Linked DNA regions of Mus musculus: regions 1 and 2 are each linked to region 3. Evidence: chromatin loops called from intact Hi-C (ENCODE). Cell type or tissue: heart. All regions are shown on one strand.

Region 1 (2,500 bases), 290 kb before region 3:
GATGGCTCATCATGGATGATAATGGGAAAAGGTGGCATCCCGGCATTGTTGTAACTATTAAATTTTATTTCAGACAAATTAGGTGACTTAACAGGGATGGTTTTAGAGGAGATGTTTGTAGCCGTGGGTGAAGTGGGCGCCGACTTATGGCAGTTTTTCCTTGGAGGGACATTTGGCCCAGGTCCCCCAGTACTTAATTCTATTTTAGGGATCTTTTGTCGTGGACTGGTGCTGGACGTCCACACTTCCTGGTATCGGATTGCACTGGATTTTTTGAGATGGGCATTTATTTGTCCTGGTGTCAATGCAGGTGATGTAACTGGAGAGTTTGGAGTAGAAGATGAACCTTTTATCTTGGGTCGCCCCAGGTGCTCGCTGGCCATGGCTGCCGACACATCCACAACGGTATATGGCTTACACAGCGGCTGTTCCAGATTTACCACACGGTAGGGCTTTGTCTGTTCTTCTACTGGGACGAGGCTTATGGTGACTGCCTGGCCAGCGATATCTGTAGAAGCTTTGCTCTCTGGCTTCTCAGTATGTACTGCAATCTTGCCATCCTTCTCCTGTAAACGGAGAGCAAGGACAGCTTTGTGCGTCTCTGGAACTTTCACCGAGCTTTTGGAAGTCAGTGATTCGTCCTTCTCCTCATTGTTACCAGGAGGACTTTCAAAATTAGACTCAGTTTCTGCTATGTCCTTAGAATTTCCTGGGTTACCAGGAGATATCCCCCCATTACAGACCTTCTGGGATAAACTGCTGGCTGTTTCAGAGCGTGACTCTTCTGTGAAGGAGGAGCCTGGTGATGTGCAGTCAGATGATATTGTGCTCTGAACGCTTCCTTGACCATAGGAGACCCCAGAATTTTCCTCATAACCATTCAGGATTTCATCATAGCTGTCGTCATAGTCCACAGCACAGATTCTCTGCAGAGACTTATTCCGTAAGGGGATAGTATTCCACTTTTTGCTCACAAAGAATCGAACAGGAGACAGGGTGTTTGCCCTGAAGTTAGCAAAGCGAGGCTGCCCTCTCATGCGAATCTCCATGGCCAACAGCTCTTCATCGCTCTCATCCCAGCTCTCATGCTCCTCCTCCATGTTACTGAAAAGCACATCTTCCTCACTCTCCTCACCACTGGAGAACTCAGGGTAGCAGAACCTGCCCCCTTCGTTACTGATGACCTCGGCGCTCCCGCTCAGGATGACGTGTTTGCCCTGAGAGTCCTTCATGCTCCCGGTCATGCAACTGGGTGGGATCTTTCTTTCCAACGATCGTTTGTAGCAATCATTTATTCTTCCCAAGAATGTTTCTCTGGCGTTTGTTTCATTTCCTCTGACCGGAGGGGTGGCTTCCAGGCCCGCTATCTCCTTTAGCACTTCAGTTAGCCCGTTGTTGTTATTGGATATCTTCTGTGCACTGTCATTATTGGCACACTGCTGAGGATCACTGCCAAAGCCTTCAGCATCACCTTCAGAATTGTTGTTAAGTGGTTTCTGGCTCAGGGACGTCTTGTTTTGGTTCCACCCCAGGATGACAGGCTTGTTCTCACAGTGTTCCTGGATGCTTAGCTCGCCACACACGCTTTGCCCATCTGCCACCATCATAGTGGGCTTCACAGCGATGGTGGGCTTTTTAGCCACAGGGGGCCGGAAGTTGCCCGTGCTCCTGACTCGGTGGTTGTTACTGTGATTGGCATTAGTTTTCCCACTGCCGTGGGTGATGGGCGTCTTCTCAGAGTCTGGAGGAAGCTGGTGCAAGCTTTTAGGTTTAAAGCAATTCTTGCATTCGCCAGGTTTCCAAACGTGTTCAGTAAAGGTGTTACAAGCAGACATTTTTAAAAATAGAACTTCGCAGACAATGCTTTTCCTTCAGTGCATAGCAAGACTTGCATTTGCATCTGTGAGTTTTCACCTCCTTATGTTGTCATAGCAGCTCCTCTAAGTACGATCAATCTGTGGGGAGGAAAAAGAAAAAAACCCTGAATGCGAAAGGTATATGAGATTTACCACTACGAATGATACGGAAAAGAACTAGCTTTAACGTCTAAATTTTTTTCTTCAAAGGATTGAGAAAAAAAAAAAACAATGGGGGGAGGGGAACAACTTTTCTATAGTTAACCGGCATCTTGGAAACTTACTCATATTGGTATCTATGTAATTTCCAGCTTGATGTGTCTATGGAAATAACTGTGTGATCTCCTATCCTGGGAAGGCCTGTATGTGTATGTGTGTGCTCGAGTGCACATGTGTGAGCTGGTCGAGCACAAGTGTGTGGTATGGAGTAAGGGGTGGGAGTGCTGGGAGGGAACCCGGTGCCTCAGATACACTGAGCTCCACTCTCCACCCCCGGGTTTGCCTTTGATACTGATCTGTGAGTGTCAGTCAATCTCTGCTTGACATATCTCAGTTCCTATGCATTCTTCCATTCACCCTTAACATATTAGCTGCTTAGCAGACTCTTTGGATCCAGTGCGCTAAAAATCAATCCCTCGTTTCTC
Region 2 (2,500 bases), 430 kb before region 3:
GGGGAGTGAGAAAGTGGGGGACAGAACTGCCGTAGCAAGGAGGCTTTCCCACCACAGCAAGGTTCCACTGCTTTTTAATTTACAAAGAAAACTGTTTTCTAGAATGTCAGTTGGGGGTTACATGAATGATGACCATGGCCAAAGGTCCCTTGCATCCATAGTAGTCAATATGGCTTAGGGCCCTCCCTCCAAAATAAAACACCATGGGTCAGGCAGGACGCCAGGCTCCTGCAGCATGCTGTCTACTGACCTAGACTTCTGTTTTGCAGTTCCCTGAGGACCTCCTTTGACTCCCTGAAGCAGCGTAAGTTCCAACCATCCCCACATGGGCAGCAGGGCCATTAGGGTCTCCTGGAAGACCCTTAGCCCTTGTATGGGGTGACTAAGTTAGGAGCTATGTGCTTGGGCTGTGGTCCAGCTCTGTGCCAGGCTGAAAGGCTGATGGAAGATGTGAGGGTGGGAGGTAGGGTGAGGGAGACAGACTGGTCCAAGCAGAGGCCACGCTGTCACCCTAGAAACAGAGAATGTGGGCAGTGCACACATCCAGCTGGCCCTGGCCCTGCGTGAGGAGCTGCGGAGCCTGGAGGAGTTCCGAGAGAGACAGAAAGAGCAGCGGAAGAAGGTGAGGGGGTGGGGAGGGCGAAGGAGGGGAGGTGGGGGACCCCCCCAGAGGCCACCCACTCACTGTTCTGGGGGCCAGTTGGGAAGCATGGCTTGATGAAGGGGGGAGAGTGTGTGTATGTTCTAGCTTGCTTTCCTGTTGCTGTGATAAACCCCTGACTTGGGAAGAAAGGTTTATCTTCTCAGGTCACACTCCATCACTGAGTGAAGTTAGGGCAGGAACCTAGAGGCAGGAACTGGAGCAGAACCGAGAGAAGGAATGTTTCCTGGCTTTGCTCCCAGCTCATGTTCAGCCCCGGTTTTCTCACATAGCCCAGGTCTACCACAGAGCTGCCAGGAGCCAGGAAGAGAAAGGGTGTGGAGCTTTTAGACGATCCTCCTTCATACTGTGTGATTAAGTATCCAACCTGAGTTGAGTGGCCCCTGGAAGCTGGCTCTGAACACAAGGATTAGGGCTGCTGGTTCTGGAGACAGGCAGACTTGGGGCCCGTAGTCTGCATGGCTGCTCAACAAGGAGCGGGGAGACAGTTCCGAGGGAAAGCGCAGGCATCAGACTTGCCTCAGCATCTGAAGCTCTGCTCAGCAATACACAGAGCATGGCTGGCCACACGTGGAGTGGCTACATAGCCAGGAAGTGAGCTCCTCCTAGTGGGCTGGTGGTGTGTAAACACAGGCTGGGGGATGCTCTGCAGGGAGGCTGACAAAGCTGGAGGTAGGCAAGTCCTCTCCCAGACCTGCGACGGATGGATGGGCTGAGCACTTAGCCCACCTGGAGAGCAAGAGGTTACTTCACAGCAGGGGCCAGGAAAGTCCCTTCCCCTTCCTGTGCCTGCTTCTCTCTTGTATGAGATCCCTCTTGTTCACATCCCTTGCTTTGGGAACTTGGCCCTTCACAAACAGGGCTATAAGGCAGTAACTTAGCTCGTTGTATAGCTATGCACCCTTGCTACCCATCCGGACAGCTCAGGCTTACAGGAATCTAAGTTGCCTTCCTGAACAGATGAGCCCCCAAAGCTATCCCCCAAAACTACCTGGACTTGGTGTTCGAACAGGTGACCCCTCTGCTCCGAGGCCTGCTACAGAGCATGTGGAAAACCTACAGGTGTCAGGGGACATGGGCTAGACTCTGAGCTTTGTGATCCGAACAGCTCCTCCCCCAAACACCCAGACTCTGCCATCAGAGCCTGAGTCTGTACACTGTCCACGAGGAGAGGGACACATGGTGTCCTCGGCTACCCAGATGCACAAGCAGGTCTCTGACTGTGCTGTTGCCTCTAATCAGGTGGCTTGCCAGAGCCTCCCCCAGGACCCCCGGGCACAAACTGGCTCCAATCCTAAAGCCAGAGGCATTTACCCCCATTCTCCTGACTGTAAGCCTCGGCCCTGGCCGTTCCCCTCCATCCATCTAACAGGGAGCCGGGGGTGGGGGCGGTAAAGGTTGTGCTGTGCCTGTGGTGTGGCTACATGCATGCGTGATGTCTGGCCTGCGGTCACTAACGGGTGAACACTGGAGTGTGGTGTATGTACTAGTGGCCTGTGGGTATGCAATATGAGCAGTTAGGCGATGGGGCTGAGTATGGACTAGGTGTGCACGTATATGCCAGTGCACACTCAGTGTGGCTTGTGAATGAAAGACTCAGGACTCATGTGATGTGTATATGTGGAGGTGGGGAGTCTCTGGCTGGAGAGCAAGTCAAACTGAGTCCCACAGTAAGGAAACGCTAGACATAGCCACTGCCCAAGCTTCTCTTTGTTGTTCTGTCCTGAGTATTGCAGTTTTGTTTGTTTGTTTGTTTGTTTAAGGTCTCACTATATAGCCTTGGCTGACATGGAGCAGGCTATGTGGACCAGGCTGGCCTCACACTCATAGACATCCTCC
Region 3 (2,500 bases):
TAACCCTCCTTTACCACACCAACCGCCCCCCACAACACACACACCCTACGCGTGTCCCACCCTCTTCCTGGGTTCCTGGCTGTGTGCTCCCCCTTTCACCCCCAAGCCTGCCGGGCTTGGATCTGCTGCCCTCCTCAGCATCTGGTTCCTCCTCAGGATGTAATGCTGTTGCCCCTAGCAACCGAGTTTCAGCCTGATCCTCTTCCCTCCTCCCTCTTTCTGGACCTCTGCTTTCTTCCTCCCTTCCCCCAACCTCAGAGCCAGTGCCCAGACCCAGAACTCTCCCAGAAGATCATGTGCCAGCTTAGTGACCAGCGAAGCTCTCTGATCTTCCCAGTTTGCTAAGCAACTGATGACCACGGTCAGTACTCTACCTGCCTGGCTGACTTGGAACTAAGGTAGCTGAAGACTAGTGCTGGAGGCACGAGGGGTGTCCTAGACTTGCAAGTGGGGCTCTCTGCACACCCAGGCACAGAGTCAGCAACTAGAGAGAAGGCGGTTGACTCCAGAGATAAGAGAGTTCCCCGGCCAGGAGGTATGCAAGAAGAGGCTATCTAATGAGGATGGTGCTGGTATGGCTCAGGGCATTAAGACAGGCAGCCCTCACATGCCTGGCTGTCCCTTTCAGCCATAGTTTTTTGTTTTGGGTTTTTTTTTCTCTTCCTGTCTCCACAGTCCCTTCTTTCTCTACTCTCTCGCCTCCCAGATGAGTCGCAGAGAGGACAGCTTAGGGAGAGGCTCTTGGAGAAAATGACATCATCAACTTCAGGGTAAGCCCAAGGCTGGGAGCAGGGAGACATAGCAGGACATAGCAAGACAGTGGCCACCAGACCCAGCACTTTCCTGCCTCGCTCCTTTCTTTTCCAGACACCCATAGCTACCCTGCTGCCCTGCCCTACTCTCTCCCACTCGGGCCTCCTGAATGGCCTGTGGTGTCCAATCTGCCTGTACCCCTCTCAGCCTCCTCATACTCTTGCCCGGGTCCCTGCACTGCTTCTCCCTCTCCTGCGGGATGCACTGCCCTGCCTTTCACCAGGATTCATCTGAGAGGTGCCTCCTCCAGGAAGCCTCCCTTGACTGTCCAGGTTGCTTGGGGTATGCCTCTGCTGACCTTCTGTCCTAAGCTGTTTGTCAGCTTTCTCATCCTGCCCAGTGGTTACTGTTTGGTTACAAGTTTCTCCTGATGGCCCCCGGAAGGTCTTCTTCAGGCCAGGAATTTTGTGTCCATGTTTATTAACAAATACTAAACAAGACTAGTATAACAACACCCTTCCTCTCTCTGGGTCTGTTTCCCCATCTGGAATGTGAGGGAGACAGGCCAGGGCAGGCTCCTATTGAATAGCCAAAACCAAGCTGTTAGCAGGGTCAGAGACCATCTGACTCAGCTTCCTGTCCAAGTCACAGGACTGAGCAATGGGACCTTGAGCAGTGAGTGACAAACACAGGAGCTATGGGGTCTGGTACAGACTGAGCCAGTCCAGCCCTCGCTCTGGGGTCCCTGGGGCTCTGCTGCCCTCCAGTGGCTGGAGGCCCCTGGGCACTTAGAAGCCTTGGTTTCTGACTATCCCACATACATCTAAAGTATCATAGGGCATATGGTGGGGCAGGGGCATGTCGTTGTCACCCAGAAAGTTAGGAGCAGTTACCAAAGCAGACCTTGGGGATCCCACACCCCAGCACTTCCAGACTCTGAATGGGGCATCGTTGTTTGTCAAGAGTCAAGCCTTGGTGTGGGGGTGGGGGGTCTCCGCACCTGTCACCTCAACTTTGTCATATGGTAGCCTTTCTCTGACAGCCATCGTTCTCAGCACAGACTTCGCTGACCCTTTGTCTAGTGCTCTTCGGCTCCTGCTCAGGGTCCTTCCAGCTTCAGTAAACAGTGTTGGGGGGTTGAAGGGTGCCTTAGTCCCCTCCCTCCTTAATTAATAAAATACTTAAAATAATGGCAGCCGTCATGATTGATGGACAGGGCCTAGCTAATTACCCTGGAGATTAAAATGACTGTTTCTGTTTAAAAAGGCTGCAAATGAGTTAATTATTTCCTTTGCTCACCTCTCTAACCTTGTTACACTTCTAAATGAATAGCAATATTGATCTTGGAACTGATTTTGGTGTTCCACCGCCCGAGCGGGTTTAATTAGGGTTTGAGCACACTGCAGCGCCTCCTCCTTCTGACCGGGGAAATTAGCCTTGGGTTTTACTTACATTTCATAGCCGTGTCCTCCACACAAACAGAAGGGCTGCAACATGGCAGTCGACGCCTGCCAGCTCGCCGGCTTGGCGCTGCCCTGGCTCTCAGTTCTGCTCTGTCCAGAGAGGCCAGCGCTGACCCTTGCCTGTGATCTCTTGCAACGTTCTGCAGGAAGGCCCTTGGGAGTGGCTCATTTTTGTCTCCTCTGTCACACCTGCAGGCCTGCAGGCTTGGATGTGACAGGGAAGGGTCCAGTATGGCTTGGTGAGGTGGGGGCAGGTCTGAGACCTAGAGCTGTCATGGTTACAC

Evidence for each region. A loop is a pair of places that touch in the nucleus more often than their neighbours do. Peaks named below come from ENCODE experiments on the same cell type or tissue, not always from the same donor. Only the 100,000 strongest peaks of a DNase experiment are listed, where the experiment ranks them.
Region 1: a loop joins it to region 3, with 6 times the contacts of the local background. A loop is called at or near these places in 17 of 42 quality-filtered maps.
Region 2: it touches region 3 in a loop (5-fold over the local background); 11 of 42 quality-filtered maps call a loop at or near these places.

What each region holds. Positions count from the first base shown.
Region 1 is chr9:56,258,808-56,261,307 of GRCm38, forward strand. It overlaps Peak1 (pseudopodium-enriched atypical kinase 1), which reads right to left. Exons shown (of 7, transcript NM_172924.3): 4 at 1-1,955. The coding sequence starts at 1,835. All of the region lies in intron 4 of Peak1os (a long non-coding RNA gene), which reads left to right. Among named protein-coding and RNA genes, the nearest start is that of Peak1os, 19 kb to the left of the region's middle. In heart, no CTCF peak of the experiment used is centred here; a DNase peak (open chromatin) is centred at 1,524; H3K27ac peaks cover 1,014 bases.
Region 2 is chr9:56,120,032-56,122,531 of GRCm38, forward strand. Pstpip1 (proline-serine-threonine phosphatase-interacting protein 1) reads left to right here. Exons shown (of 15, transcript NM_011193.3): 4 at 270-304; 5 at 516-622. Among named protein-coding and RNA genes, the nearest start is that of Pstpip1, 31 kb to the left of the region's middle. In heart, a CTCF peak has its summit at 1,266 (motif pointing left); a DNase peak (open chromatin) is centred at 1,226; H3K27ac peaks cover 289 bases.
Region 3 is chr9:56,551,555-56,554,054 of GRCm38, forward strand. No RefSeq gene overlaps it. Among named protein-coding and RNA genes, the nearest start is that of Gm31529, 27 kb to the right of the region's middle. In heart, no CTCF peak of the experiment used is centred here; DNase peaks (open chromatin) are centred at 267, 967 and 1,407; H3K27ac peaks cover 1,792 bases.